2 separate regions of the Homo sapiens genome follow, and region 2 is linked to region 1. Evidence: chromatin loops called from intact Hi-C (ENCODE). Cell type or tissue: CD4-positive, alpha-beta T cell. All regions are shown on one strand.

Region 1 (8,000 bases):
AGGTGCACACCACCATGCCCAGCTGATTTTTGTATTTTTAGTAGAGATGGGGTTTCACCACGTTGGTCAGGCTGGTCTCGAACTCCTGACCTCATGATCCACCCACCTTGGCCTCCCAAAGTGCTGGGATTGCAGGCATGAGCCACTGCGCCCAGCCCGCTAACTTCTATTTTATTATTTGGCTTGGGATTTGGTTAAGCTTCACAAGTCTGGATTGGTGTTTTGTTTTTTTTTTAGTTTTGAGAATTTTTGGTAATTATCTCTTCAGTCTCAAATAGTATTGCCTTTGCCCTGTGTTTTAAGCTGTTTAACTCCAAATAGACATTTAAAGACACTCTTACTCAGTCTTCCATGTTTCCCAAAGTCTCTCTCCTGTTTTGATCTGTCTTTACACTGCAATTTCTTCAGCTCCATCTTCTAGCTCACTATTTCTCTCAGCCTTATTTAATGTTATTTAACCCAATCCCTGAGTTCTAACTTTGGTAATCCTATGGACCAGAAACTACTTAGCCACTTCAGATCTGCTCTACCTCACCTGTGGTTTTTTTTTTTGTTGTTGTTGTTCTGGTTGTTGCTTTAGTTTTATTTGAAGGCATGCAGATGCAAACTAACAGTACCTGAACCCATCCCCAGTGCTTGCCTTTTATGCCAATGCATGAGTTGCTCTAGGCCCACATGCTAGTAGAAACTGAGCATGGTACATGGCATCGTGGTACTTGAAATGACCATGTAGCCTGCCATGATCTCTAGGGGTCTTGTTTAGATTCTCTTACATCCAGGCTCACAAGACTTTGATAGGCCACATTTCATACTGACTCTGGAGAATGTGGACTAGCAACCACAGTTTGCTGATGAGGCAGTGTCAGGAGTTCTCCTTCCAGTATAATTCCTTTTAATAGTCTATAGAGTAGCTCATACAGCTCTCTGGGGACTGGGGTGGGGAGGGATTCCCTGTAACCAGCTAATAGAGGAAAAAAAAACTCACCCTTTGGATAATTTGGCTTGGTATGTGGGTACCAATTACAAATAGACTTCTGCAGCCCTGAGACCCCTGCTCAGAGGTGGCCTGAAAAACAGTGGAGCAGAGAATTGGGTGATATACCTGGTTAAAGACATAAGTGGCCTGAAGTAAGAATATACATGGACTCAAGGGCAGTGGAGAATAACTGGGCCAGATTGATCAGGGACCTAAAAGGAGGACCACTAGAAGTGACTCACCTCCATAAGACTTCTAGCATAGGCTATAAACACTAGAAGAAACATCACATGCACCTACTTCTCATATAATGCTAAGTGATGGCTAAAGGTAGGAAATGGGTGAGCTTGAGAGAATGCTTGGCCATAATGGGGCACTAAAATGCTTAGAAAGTGCGCTGACAGAGGCTCAATGAGAAGTGGAATGCCATTAGTTACAGGGGCCTTCAAACAGAAAATTTCTGGAACCATATATTCTCCCCAAAATCTAAACTGGATGAATCACTCTTCTGAGTCCAGAGAGCAGCCCAGTCCTACTAGTCTGTTGTAAAGGGAGAATCCAGAGCAAGACCATGGAGGGTGCAAAGATCTTGTGTCTCCCATCCCCATCACCAGGATCTTATGGACATTTCATTGGAGTCTTCAGATTCTCTTTTGGAGAACTTGAAGAGGTCAAACTCTGTAAGAGTGAGAATTCACTGAGTTATCAAAGCAGCAACTGAGCTAAGTAAAGAGACCATTTAAATGAAGAGGTGGCAAGTATACTAGATTATGTGAACTCAAGGTTTTCTTTTTCACTGCCCAGTGGAAATAAGGCACTTGAGAGGCTCTGTAATTGGGAAACTGCTGCAGTCATGACTGTGATCTCCTTGAGAATGAACTTGTAGGTCATCTTTAAGTTTGTGAATAGCTTCTGCTATGTATTAATTTGGTACTTGGTTTGGTTTTCTCCTGATATGAGTCAATGAGGTCTTTGGAAATAGCTCCTGACAGCAGCATAATGGCCTGGGCCCATGATGGGTCAAGGGGTCAAGACTTTTCCATAGAATTGAAGACCTGGTAAAGCTTCCAGAGAAAAAGAAAACTCCTGTAAGCAATAGGAGTTGATAGCTTCTAGGATAGAATGATAGAATTTATCGAACCTGAAGAACAGGGAAAAATATTGGAAAAATGAAGAGCCTCGGGAACTTGTGGAACAATATTGAAAAAGCTAATATCTAGGTAACAGGAATTCTAAAGAGAAAGAACAGAGAATTGCAGGTAAAAATATTTGAAGAAATGACAACAGAAACATTTTCAAATTTAGGGAAAGATATAACTGTACAGATCTAAGAAGCTCAGCAAACCCTAAATAGGATAAACACATGAAAATCATGGCAAGGCACATCTTAGACTGGGGAACGCCAAGGATAGATGTAATCATACAGAGAAAAACATGCAATATATAGGGAGCAATAATTAAAACTACTACCAACTTCTAATCAGAAACTATGGGGGCCAAAAGAGAAGTAAACAGTGTTTTAAAGTGTTGAAAAAACAACTGTCAATCCAGAATTCCATATCTAGCAAAATTGTCCTTCCAGATGAAATAAGGACATTACCAGATAAAAGAGAACTGAGAATTTGTTGTCAGCATCCCCATACTATAAGAAATGCCAGCGTAGTTTCTTCAGGTTGAAGGGAAAGAATACCAGAGGAAAACTTGAATCTTCAGGAAGGAATGGCATCATTGGAAATGGTAAGTATATGGGTAATTAGATTGTTATTCTTAATTGACAACTAAATGGTAAAGACCTTTTCCTCTTCCTTTAAGATACACAATACTCTTTAAAGCAAAAATTATTATTGTCCTATGAGGTTTATAATGTATATTGATATTATACACATAATAAATATATCAAAAAAGATAGTGGTAGATAAATGAATACATATTTACAAGATTTCTACATATTTTGTAATGGGCCTAAATATCAACTCTAAGTAGATTGTAAAAAGTTAAGCACAGATAGTGTCACTCCTAGAGCAACCACTTAAAAGTGCAAAAGGATATTGGTAAATTACCAATAGATAAATAGAATTGATTTCATAAAAGCTCTCAAAAAATAACCCTGTTGGGTTAATGCCTAGAGAGACTGATATCACAGGACTTAATTTCTCCCTCCTTTATATTTTCTGCTTGAATACACCTAATGTCATTAAACTAGCTTTAGAATAGTTGTTTTGAGATAGTATAGCAACATAGAACATATAATGGGAGGTAGGGCGGAAGGCTGGACAGGGGCGTGGCCCAGTGGACAAGAGTTTCTCATGTAGGAGGAAGATTGAAATAAACATCCCCATCATCTTTAAAACTCCTTTAATTCACAGAGGTGTGATGTGCTAACACTGAACCCAGAAGACCTGGGTTCTGGGTCAGCCACTTACTGCTTCTGCGACTTTCAATATTGCACTCGACTTTGAGTTTCCTGTCACTACTGTGAAGTTAATTCACATCTCCCCTGGCACTCTGGGTGACTTTGATAATACAGTGATACTATTTAAAATAGCTGACAGTTTATAAAGTACCACCAGGAAGCACTGAGGGGTCATGGAGCAATTTAGAACTAAACAGCAAGTCCATAGGCTAGAACTTTATTTTGACTAATTGAACACTGCCATCTGCTGCACAGATCTGGGAAATAGGAGGTATTAGATTTCCAGGAGGAAGGTGTTTCCTTCAAAATAACAAAAGTTTGCTTGCTTTATTTCTTGTCCCTTTGACCTCACTTTCCAAGTGAAAAGACGCAGAATATAAAAACAAAAAGGTCAAAATAGCCTTGCAGAGGCCACTCTGACTTATATGAAAGGGTAGAGCTCAACTTTACAGGTCAGGTGGGATTTGAATAAGCCTCATGGTGAAAAGAAGGGATGGTATGAGGAGAACTAATAGTAGGATCATAGTTAGCAGCCCTGGGGGAAACACTGGCCTGGAGGCAACCCTGAGCATGCCCACTTCCTAGCTGGGTGCCGAGGCGAAGTCCCGGCATGTATAACATTGGGATAATAATGGTGGAAACCTCTTAGATTGTTGGGAGATTTAGTGAAATGAGCTATGTCTTGTTTTTAGGACAGTACCTGTTAGTACTTAACAAATATTAGCTGCTGCTTTTGAAACTCAGACTGGGAAGAAATAAAGGAAGTTGATTAAAAATTCACTAGCACCTTTGGAATAAACTCCACATTAGCCCCATTCTCCCAAATAGATTTGAAGCAAGGAAGTGAAAGGAGTCAGGTGATGAGATTTTTCAACTTCAGCAGAGTGTAAACACAGATCAACAACAGTAACAACTACCTTTCAATGAGACTTTATGCACCAGGTGTGGCTCTGTGTGTTACATGTGTTAACTCATTTAATTTTTATATCAACTCCATGAGGTGGGAACTTTTAGTATTCTCATTTTATAGATGAGGAAACAGGCACAGAGAGGGGCTAAGTGTATTCAAGGTCATGTGGCCAATGAATGACAGAACTAGCGTGATGGTTAATTGCTACGGCTAAGAGATGCCCAGGTGGCCAGTTGGATGTTACTTGTAAGATCTTTCTGGAAGAGATTAGCATTTGAACCAGCAGACTGAATAAAGATCATCCTCACCAATGTGGGTTGGCATTATCGAATTTCGTGAGAGCTTGAATAGAACAAAAAGAAGAAAAGCAAATTTGCTCTCTTCTTGTACTGGGATATCCACCTTCTTTGCTTAGTGGCTCCTTTGGTTCTTAGGCTTTTGAACCCAGGCTGAATCACCACTGGCTTTCCTAGGGCTCCAGGCTGCAGATGGCAGATCATGGGACTTCTTGGTCTCTACAATTGTGAGTCAATCTCTCATCTTTCTGTATATGTATTCATATATCTAGCATCCATCTATCTATATTCTATTGGTCCTGTTTCTCTCGGGAACCCTAACATGACTAGAATGTAAATGCATGGGATCTCGTCCCACATTTCCACTGCTTAGGGGTTATATGAACCATAGAAAACCAAACCTATCTTCTTTTGGGGATGGCGGGGGTGAGGAGCTATAACTGTATTATTACAGTTCTTTGCTTGTTAAGCTGTATACCAAATTTGTACAGAATCTGGCAACACACAGTGTAGCAGTGAGGATGAGCAGAAAATTCCAAGCTTTTCAGAGAGTGTCAGTCCAATGTGGTGGTAGAAAATAGGACTTAAGTGAGTTTAGTTCAAGATATGCTAAGGATTGGGAAAAGTGGCTTGCCCTCCCTGATGCAAGCATGGGGGTGAGCGCATTACAGATGTCTTCCAGGGCTTCGACCCTTCACCACACCTAGGGATGAGCAGAGGTCACTCTTGTTGCCATTTTGGTTTTGGTGGGTTTTGGCGGGTTTTGGCGGGTTTTGGCCGGCTTCTTTACTGCAAGCTGTTCTATCAGCGAGGTCTTTATGACCTGTATCTTGTGACAACCTCCTATCTTATCCCGTGACTTAGAATGCCTCAACCTTATCCATCTGGAATGCAGCCAGTAGGTCTCAGCCTTATTTTACCCAGCTCCTATTTAAGATGGAGTTGCTCTGGTTTAAATGCCTCTGACAAAACCGTTTGCTTCAATGTTATTTGTTTGCTTCAATGTTGCCTCAAAACTGTGTGTACTGAAGCCACTCCCAGTTTGGGTTTCTAGAGTTAGCAAATAAAAATACAGATGCTCGGCTGGGCGTGGTGGCTCATGCCTATAATCCCAGAACTTTGGGAGGCCAAGGTGGGTGGATCACGAGGTCAGGAGTTTGAAACCAGCCTGACCAACATGGTGAAACTCCGTCTCTACTAAAAATACAAAAATTAGCCAGGCGTGGTGGTGTGTGCCTGTAATCCCAGTTACTCATGAGGCTGAGGCAGGAGAATCGCTTGAACCCAGGAGGCAGAGGTTGCAGTGAGCAGAGATTGCGCCACTGCACTCCAGCCTGGGCAACAGAGTAAGACTCCATCTCCAAAAAAAAAAAAAAAAAAAAAAAAAAAAAAAAAAAAAAGTAGATGCTCAGGTAAGTCTGAACTTCAGATAAAGAATGGAGTTTTCCTTTGATAGACCATGTCCCATGCAATATTTAGAATGTACTTATTTAGAACATACTAGAAAAAGTAGTTGATCTGAAATTCAGATTTAACTGAACATCCTGTGTTTATCTTGCAGCCAGCCCTACCTTGACTACATCCAGTAGGTGTGGTATGTTGCAAAATTGCCAGATGCATTTCTTACTGAGCACAGCCATGTGCCTTGCTTCTCAAACAATGAGGCTCAAGAGGTGACAGCTGACAGTTCAGGCCAGAATGTCTAAATTGCTTGAGAGAGTTCAGAATTAAAGTCGGTTGTGGGGAAAATTCCAAGCTTTTCAGAGAGTGTCAGTCCAATGTGGTGGTAGAAAATAGGACTTAAGTGAGTTTAGTTCAAGATATGCTAAGGATTGGGAAAAGTGGCTTGCCCTCCCTGATGCAAGCATGGGGATGAGCGCATTACAGATGTCTTCCAGGGCTTCGACCCTTCACCACACCTAGGGATTTCCCTCATCCTGCCTTTGTTCTATTCTTACTTGATTTATTCTCACTTTGAGAAGCACATAGTTAAGTAATTTTCTAGGGAACTCAGATATGCCCCGTGGCCAAGATTGACAGACAGTCCAGGAGGCTGTTCTAGCACCAGGCAGCTTAGTGTTAAGAAGAAGGATAGGTTTTAGGAGTAGGAGGGCCTGGTGGCAGCTTAAACTGTCAGAGGCAAGGTGGACACATGTAGAAATAGGCAACAAGGACAGAATCACAACCAGGAGGCCTCACCTGTAGGAATCTATAGTGATAGTTAACACACCGCCAAGTTGTTAGGGGCAAGGTCAATGGACAGCCAACAAAAAGTACTAATAGATTCACTAATACTCAGACTGACATCAGCCTTCCCAGTGAAAAACCATGATTCTTAATTTCCAGAACAGAGCCATTGATTCAACAGAAGCCTGAATCTCCTTGAGGAAAGACCCTGCAATAGGACATCAAGTATATTCACTAGTTAATTTCCCAGTCCTTCCTCATAGGAACTTACAGCCTTTTATCAACATATCTGTACAATGGGGGAAGGGAAATACCCATATCTTTCAAGGGCAGTTGGATATAGGGACTAAGAGGATGCTAAAACCATGAGGGCTAATATGCCTTCATGCTTCCTTCTTAGATTGGAGGAGGTAAATAGAGGCCAGGTGGCAAACAGAGTCCTGGCCTAAATCCATTTCACAGGGCGTCAGTGTGTTCATGGACTCACCTGTGTTGATTTTCCTGATCCCTGAGTGCATTGATCAGGATGGATATACCTAGTAACTGGCAGAACACTCACACTAAGTCCTTGAACTGTGGAGTACACCTATGTAATCAGAACAGCTACGTGGAACCCTCTGAAGTTACCCAACCTCCAGGCCAAGACAGTAAATATACATCAATATATTATGTAGGGTGGAATGGCAAGGAGTGTCATTGGAGTGCTGAGCTCAAAGATTTTAAGGAGATAAGGTTGCTGTTCCCCGTTACATCTCCATTTCATTTGCCAGTCTGGCTCCTGAAAAAAACCACATGGCTCACGATTGATATAACTACTGTCAACTCCATCACGTGGTAGCCTAATTATAACTATTGTGGTTTCATAATTATCAGATAATTATGACATAGCTTTTGCTACCTAGTATGTGGTCATTGATTTGGTGAATGCGTTCTTTTCAATCCCATCAGAAGGGAGGATCAAAAGCTTTTGCATCTGCCTGGGATAGACAGTGGTACACAATCGGGGTCTTGTCCCAGGAAATTGTACTCTAATGCTTTTTCCAGCAATATACTTTAATGGCTGTTCTATCATCTGGATATGACACAGACTATTATGCTGATCCATTATATTGATGATATCATGAAGATATGAGGTAAAAAGGAGAAAACAGTGAAGAATGGTGGAAGCCTTAAGGTATATGTGCACCAGTGGGCAGAAGAAATCCCTACAGAATTTCA
Region 2 (8,000 bases), 700 kb before region 1:
CTGGTCAGGGTCCTGTGGAGGCTGGCTGCCTGCCGGGAGCACCAGCGGGCTCCTGAGGTCTATGTGGCCTTCACTGTCCGCAACCCAGAGACGTGCCAGCTGTTCACCACCGAGCTAGGTGAGCCTCCATGTCCACCTGCGCCTGCATGGTCCCCGAGCTGTCCCTGCAGGACTCCATTGGAAGTGAAAGAATTGGGCACCGGGGAAAAGCTAGGATGCCCCACACTCCCACACCATGCGGGGAACTCGGGCAGAGGACAGTGAGCAGGGTGGGCTTGGGGCATGGAGGGCTTGCGGCAGCAGGAGGGCAGCTCAGCCCAGGGAGGGAAGGTCTGAGCCCAGCAGCCCTACTGTGTGCTTCAGAGCAGGGTTCCCTAAGCCCTTGGGCCTCGGTTTCCTCATCTATAAAATGGAGGTGGCAGGAGAGGCAGTCGGGTTCAGGGCTGGACACAGCTGTGGCCTGCAGGATGCTGGAGCACAGGCTATACAGGCGGATCCACCATGCCACTGTCCTGAGCACCCAGTCGATGGAAGACGAGCAGGATGACTGTAAAGAAGGGGAACTGGCCCCGTAGTGTGCCAGCAACTGTCCTCAGACCTGACATTTGTCAGCCCCCAGCACCTGTGAGGGTGTGCTGTCTTTGTCCCATCTCACTGACAAAGACACTAGGACACACAGAGGCCAAGCGACCCCTGAACTCCCGCAGACTGCAGCCCGGCCACCTGGCTCTCATGCCTCCACACTACACCCAAGCCCCCCAATGCCATCAGCCTCTGCTCCAGCTCCCCCTGAGCACAGCCCCTCCTGGGAGCCATGTGCACAGATGCACCTGCAGCAGCCTCTGCCTGCACACAGAGACACGGATGATCCAATGCCTGCCCACGTGGGGCAGCCCGTTAACTACAGAGCCAACAAACAAGCCAGCACACGAAGGCATACTGGGTTCCACGACAGAGTCCCGCAAAACGTCGCACAGGAGGCTGGCTGGGCGCGGGGCTCAGGCCTGTCATCCCAGCACTTTAGGAGGCTAAGGCAGGAGGACTTCTTGACGCCAGGAGTTCAAGACCAACCTGTGCAACATAGTGGGACCCCATCTCCACAAAACATACAGAAACTAGCCAGGTGTGGTTGCGCACACCTGTAGTCCCAGCTACTCAGGAGGCTGAGGTAGGAGGATGGCTTGAGCCCAGGAGGTGGAGGCTGCAGTGAGCCCTCATCTCACCACTGCACTCCAGCCTAGGCAACAGAGCAAGACCCTGTCTCAAAAAGGCAAAAAAAAAAAAACAACAAAAAAAAACAAAAAAAAAAACAGGAAGTCTTTCTTCAGATACTTACATGAAAAAATACCTGCAATATCTTTTAAGTGAAAAAAGTGCCAAACAGCACACATAGCATAAGCCCCTACCAACCTTTTTTTTTTTTTTTTTTTTGAGACAGAGTCTGGTTTCGCATTGCCCAGGCTGGAGTGCAGTGGTGCCATCTCAGCCCACTGCAACCTCGCAACTCCCAGGTTCAAGCTATTCTCCCATCTCAGCCTCCTGGGTAGCTGGGACTACAGGCGCGTGCTACCACGCCTGGCTAATTTTTGTATTTTTTGTAGAGTTGAGGTTTCGCCATGTTGGCCAGGCTGGTCTTGAACTCCTGACCTCAAGTGATCTGCTGCCTCAGCCTCCCAAAGTGTTAGGATTACAGGTGTGAGCTACTGCGCCCCGACCCATTTTTGTTTAAAAACTAATAATAATCACCCACACATGGTTTTGAGTACCTATATTCCCAACTACTCAGGAGGCTGAGACAGGAGGATGGCTTAAGCCCAGGAGTTTGTGGCCACCTTGAGCAACATAGCAAGACTTCATCTCAAAAAAAAATTATCACAATCATCATTTTCACATAAGTATACCTATAGGGGAAAACCTAGAATATATATACAGCAGGCTTGTCCAACCTGCGGCCCAACACAAATCTGTAAACTTTCTTAGAACAGTATGAGGAGTTTGTGTGATTTTTTTTCTTTTAGCTCACCAGCTATCGCTAGCATTAGTGTATTTTATGTGTGGCCTAAGGCGATTCTTCTTCTTTCAACGTGGCCCATGGAGGCCAAAATATTGTATATCCCTGATATACACGTGAACAGGTGCCATTGGCAGGATTATAGAGACTTCTACACGTTCATGTCTGTTCTACTTCATTTTTAAAAATACGCATTTTCCACTTGTAACAAAAAACTGTGATTGAAAATCATCCGAGGTCACAGTGTCTCACACCTGTAATCCCAACACTGTAAGAGGCTGAGGCTTTGGGAGGCTGAGGTGAGTGGATCACTTGAGGTCAAGAGTTCAAGACCAGCCTGGCCAACACGGTGAAACCCCATCTCTACTAAAAACACAAAAATTAGCCAGGCATGGTGGTGCACGCCTATAATCCCAGCTACCCGGGAGGCTGAGGAAGGAGAATCACTTGAACCTGGGAGGCGTTGCAGTGAGCTGAGATTTCGCCACTGCACTCCAGCCTGGGGCACAGAGTAAAACTCCGTCTAAAAAAAAATAATAAAAGAGGCTGAGGCAGGAGCATCACTTGAGGCCATGCGTTCAGGACCCCATCTCTACAAAACAAAAAAATTACTGGCATGGTGGCATGCACCTGTCATGCCAGCTACTCAGGAAGTGGGAGGATTGCTAGAGCCCAGGAGTCGAGGCTGTGGTGAGCAATGACTGTGCCACTGCACTCCAGCCTGGGTGACAGAACAAGATCGTATCTCAAAAAAAAAAAAAAAAGAATCATTCTGGCTAACGGCTCTTCAGACATCTGTGCTTCTGAGAACACCAGCCCCTTCTAAGCTTTGTGTGTGTGTGTGTGTGGTGTGTGCGGTTTTTTTTTTGTTTGTTTGTTTGTTTGTTTTGAGATGGAGTCTCACTCTGTCACTCACGGTTGAGTGCAGTGGCACAATCTCAGCTCACTGCAACCTCCGCCTCCTGGGTTCAAGCAATTCTCCCACCACAGCCTCCCAAGTAGCTGGGATTACAGGCACCCACCATGATGCCTGGCTAATTTTTGTATTTTTGTAGAGATGGGGTTTCACCATGTTGGCCAGGCTGGTCTCGAACTCCTGACCTCAAGTGATCCGCCCGCCTCGGCCTCCCAAAGTGTTGGGATTACAGGCGTAAGCCACTGTACCCGGCGGCTTTCTAAGCTTTGTGAAGAGTGGGTTGACTGAGCAGCCAGGTAGATGTGGGTTCAGATCTCTGCTTCTGTCCCGCTGTGCCAAGTGCTAGGATGGACGCAGGCAGAGAGTGGACAGCAGCACGGTGCCTGCTGCTAGCCATTTCTATGCAAAACCAGATTTCTTGTCCCATCCTGGAGGCCAATTCTAGGCACCTGGGTGGGCCTGGGAACCTGTGAACCAAGTAAACTGACTTGGACACCCCCCACCCCGCCAGGCCTGTCCTAGCAGCCCCACACAAAATGCTCATGTCCTGTCCCCAAACACCGCCATCCTCAAACACGTGTTCTGTTTCCAGGCCGGGCCAGGATCACATGGGAAGCGGAAGCTCATCATGACCAGAAACTGTTTCCCTAAGGAGAGCACTTGGAGATGGCAATGCTGAACCTCACACTGTAGGACTCACACACGACTCCAACAGGATCGTGAGAATCAAGTCACTCTCGTGGGAAGAATTTTTATATGGGAAAGCGGATAAAACTTTCATTGGACTGGAATGTTTGGAGAGTGTTAATTTCCAAATCAGGAACCACAAAGTGCCCTCTAATAAGACATCGGCTATCTAAGCGTGTGGGTGCCCCCTTTCTGCCAGCAGTTCTGGTTCTTAAGAAAATCACCATAAATCAGACATGAAAATTCTGGCTCCGAAAATAGCAATTTCTTTGTGCAAATAAAAACGTGTGTATCAAGTATGATGTTCCCCCAACGTGGACACACTCGGTTCCTCACAAAGCCAAGCCCGCTGCAGCTGTCACATCCCTGGGCTTATGGTGCAGCAGGTGCTTTTTTCAAGACAGGAATCAACATGTTAGGAACACGGCAGAAAGGTGGCACCTGGAGACCAAACGCAGGCTAAGGAGTACTGCAGAGGTCACAGGGAAGTCACAGAACAGTAATACTCTAGCAGGAGCATGGGGCGTGAAGAACAGAAGAAGACAGGAAGCGTTTCTGAGCCTCCAGAGAAGAAATCAGGGCCAACCACAGCTTCCCCGGTCACAGAACCAATTCATTCACCAGGCGGCACCACTGCCGTCATATCAGCTTCTGGCCACTGGGAGGCGCTACTCGAAAGGATTTGCCCTGAGACTCCGAGAAGAAGCTGCGGGAAGGACAGCAGGGGCCCTGGGGTTTTAGCCTCTGGCCCAGGAGTTCTGTGTCCATAACCAAAGGGAGCACAGTCTGCACCCAGCTCTCATCCCATCGGAGCTTCTGCGACTCCCGCAGGTTCTTCCGGAACTGGTTTAGCTTGCCCTCAGGGTCAGGAAAGTTTGAGAAAAGCATCTGCAAAAAAATAAAGAGCAGAGCTTACCTCATTGCCTGTCCCAACCCCATCCCAGGTCACCACCTGGATGACCCCAGGTCCCCGACCCAATAACAACCCCTCCCAAGCCCCTAACTCCCTCACTTGAACTCAAGACCCTTCACGCCCCAGCAGTGCTCCGCCTCCAACTTGACATTATGCTTTCCGGAAACTTCCCCTGGAAACTTACCTGTATGTCCCACTTTCCCACACTTGGTGCCCTGGAGCACCTTCCGGCCTCTACATGCTGTACGTTCCCCTGTGAGCACCCTCCTCTCGGCCTCTGGCCAACACAGTCCCACCCATCTGTGGGTAATGAGTGGCTGTCGGTGTTCTTTTCAGCCTTGCTAAACTGTCTGAATCAAGGATCACAAACTACAGCCTGCAGGCCAAATCCAGCCCACAGCCTGTGTTTCTAAATAAAGTTTTATTGGAACAAAACCACACCCCTTAATCTACAGACGATCTGTGGCTACTTTCACACCACAACAGAGTACCATGGTTGTGACAGAGACTGGGGCACCCAGTCTAAATGACTTCCGACCTGGACCTTTACTGAAAATCCTCCCAGTCACTCTGTTGGCAAGAATGATGTATTACTTTTAGCAATAAGAAACAAGTAACCTTTGCAGAATTCCGCCCATCTTTCAAGGCTGGTCCCAGAAGCTCCCTTTACCTACACACCTACCTGATCCTGATCACTTCCTAAACTGCAGCCCGACCCACCCGGCTCCAGCATCATTTGTGGAGTGTCAGCTCCATAAATCCAGAGGGCAGGAGGGGGTGTGTCCTAACTTTCCCGAGCCTACTGTACCAAAACTGGGCAGCAGAGAGGGCCAGCATCTGTGACCTCTGCTCCCTCCCTAGCTTTTCCACCAGACCCCACATGGTCCCACCCTGGCTGTGAGAAGCAGGGATCAGGGAGCGTGGCTCGGTGCCAGTCTCCAGAACCCTGCCCACCCGGGCGTGGTGGCAGACGTGGCTACCTGCAGCTGAGCTGCCAGTTCCTCTGAGTCCTCAAGGACCAGGCCGTTTTCTTCATGTTTCACCAGCTCATGTAAACTGCAGAGAGAACCAAGGGAGCCTGAGAGCTGCCTGGAGAAGATACCAGACCGCTGTGGTGCCCACCAGGGCTCCCACCCACCCCACGCTCAAGCCAGGCTGGGGGTTGGAACAGGGGGGTGTGGTTTCCAGGAGCTGGTTCTTAGACTTGGCATCTGAGGGTACAAAGGCCTGGGGGGGGCGCTGGTGCACATCAAAATGGCCAAAGCGATTTGAGGAGGGAGCCTTAAGGAGGGTTTGTACCTTCTGTGCTGCATGCTCTTCAAGGACTGAAGAATTATTTTTGCATGTTTTTCTTAATTCCATGGCCATGGAATAAGTAAAGGCAACCCCCTGGAGACTGGCTCAGCACATAAAAGATGACTTTTCTAGGGCACCAGGTTTGATCCTGACATTCCCTGAGCTCAGATCACACGAGGGGCTCACATCCCTGAATCCCATCCAGGGGCCGGCTCCTGAGCAGGGGCCAAGGGCTCAACTTGTGCTGAGGCTACTGCTTCTAGAATCTCCTCTAGTGCCACCCTTCCAAACACCCGTCTATGCTGGGTGGAGTGAGGCCACAGCATGACACTCATTCAACTGATTCAAACCCACCACGTAAGCTTGGCCAAAAGGGACATGGTGGGAGAGAAAACAACAAAGAAAACCATGTAAGCCTGCAGGCAATTCCCGCCAATTCTACTCCAGGAGCAAAAGCCCCGAGTGGAGTTCTAGTATTTAAGATGCTTTTTTTTTCATATTAGGTTGGTGCAAAAGTAATTGTCATTTTTAATGGCAAAAACCGTGATTACTTTTGCACCAACCTAAATATAACATGAGCTCTAAATGGAAGCAACTACTTCAATGAGGCTCAGCCCAGCCACAGCAAATGCAGGGCTCCTCCTCCTGGCCTCCAGTGTGTGCTGGACTGACCGAGGGACAGGGCCTCACTGTGGGCATCTCGCTCTGCACTGCTTCCCCCTCAGCGGTGGATTTGTGAAGCTATCCCCAGAAAGATTCGGGTTCTGCTCCTACCACTTGAAGTTCATGGCACACACAGGCAAACAGCACCCGAACATGTCCACCACCTTCATGGGCAGGTCCAGGCCACTGGAGGACATGTGCAGACAGACACCCAGGTCCACCGACCATGCTAGGCAAGAGGGGTGCGGTCAGAGCGCTGGTCTCTGCCTTGGGAACACAAATCCTCCCAGCACAGTGAGGGAACATCCCCGGAGGGGAGTGAAAATCTCATAAGGCCCCCAATATCACCAAGCACAAGTGGCTTAAGCTGGCCAAGCAGCCACACGGCCTGGCTGGGACATCTGAAAACATAAGTTGACACTTTTTCTACATAACCACAATTTGGTTTTGTTGTTGTTGTTTTGTTTTGTCTTGTTTTGAGACAGAGTCTCACTCTGTCACCCAGGCTGGAGTGCAGTGGCACAATCTCAGCTCACTGCAACCTCCACCTCCCAAGTTCACCTCCCACCTGTAATCCCAGCATTTTGGGAGGCCAAGGCGGGTGGATCACCTGAGGTCAGGAGTTCAAGACCAGCCTGGCCAATATGGTGAAACCCCATCTCTACTAAAAAAATACAAAATTAGCGAAGCGTCGTGGCAGGTGCCTCCAATCCCAGCTACTCAGGAGGCTGAGGCAGGAGAATCGCTTGAACCTGGGAAGGCAGAGGTTGCAGTGAGACAAGATCATGCCATTGCACTCCAGCCTGGGCTACAAGAGTGAAACTCCATCTCAAAATACTAATAATACTAATACTAATACTAATACTAATAATAATAATAAACCACAGCACACCCACCACAAACCAGCTGTCACTGTGAAAATAAAGCCATATAGCTTAACATTTCTAAAGACTAGCTGGGGCCAGGCATGATGGGTCATGCCTGGAATCCCAGCACTTAGGGAGGCCAAGGCAGGAGGATCACTTAAGGTCAGGAGTTCAAGACCAGCCTGGCCAACACGGTGAAACCCTGTTTCTACTAAAAATACAAAAATAAGCCAGGTGTTGTGGTGGGCTCCTGTAATCCTGTAATCTACTCAGGAGGCTGAGGTGGGAGAATCACTTGAACCCAGGAGGCAGAGGTTGCATGAACTGAGATCGTGCACTCCAGCCTAGGCAATGCAGCGAGACTGTCTAAAACAAAGACTAGCTGGAGAGTCCTGCCAGGAAAAGGCCCTCAGCCTCCAACTGCTCTGCTCACTCAAAGCCGGAAGATGCAGCTCTAGAGACGCATCAGGACCAAGACACGACTCCCCACTTGGAGGAATCAATGGGGAAAGAGACGGAGGCAAAGGAGAACCATCTCACTGGGAGAGGCGACGCTGTTTGACACATCATCCTTGTACCTCCCAAAGCCACTGCCCTCCCACACCTGGGCAACAGTGGCCCCAACCCCAGGCCCAGCCCTCCTGCAGG

Evidence for each region. Peaks named below come from ENCODE experiments on the same cell type or tissue, not always from the same donor. Only the 100,000 strongest peaks of a DNase experiment are listed, where the experiment ranks them.
Region 2: it touches region 1 in a loop (5-fold over the local background); 5 of 110 quality-filtered maps call a loop at or near these places.

The regions. Positions count from the first base shown.
Region 1 is chr4:10,400,313-10,408,312 of GRCh38, forward strand. LOC107986260 (a long non-coding RNA gene) reads left to right here and starts at 3,580. Exons shown (of 3, transcript XR_001741594.2): 1 at 3,580-4,822; 2 at 7,870-8,000. In CD4-positive, alpha-beta T cell, CTCF peaks have their summits at 3,594 (motif pointing left) and 3,845; a DNase peak (open chromatin) is centred at 3,639.
Region 2 is chr4:9,699,377-9,707,376 of GRCh38, forward strand. It overlaps the pseudogene FAM86MP and the pseudogene ALG1L3P. Among named protein-coding and RNA genes, the nearest start is that of DRD5, 78 kb to the right of the region's middle. RefSeq lists an enhancer at 4,079-4,138. In CD4-positive, alpha-beta T cell, CTCF peaks have their summits at 4,268 (motif pointing right) and 4,469; a DNase peak (open chromatin) is centred at 4,255.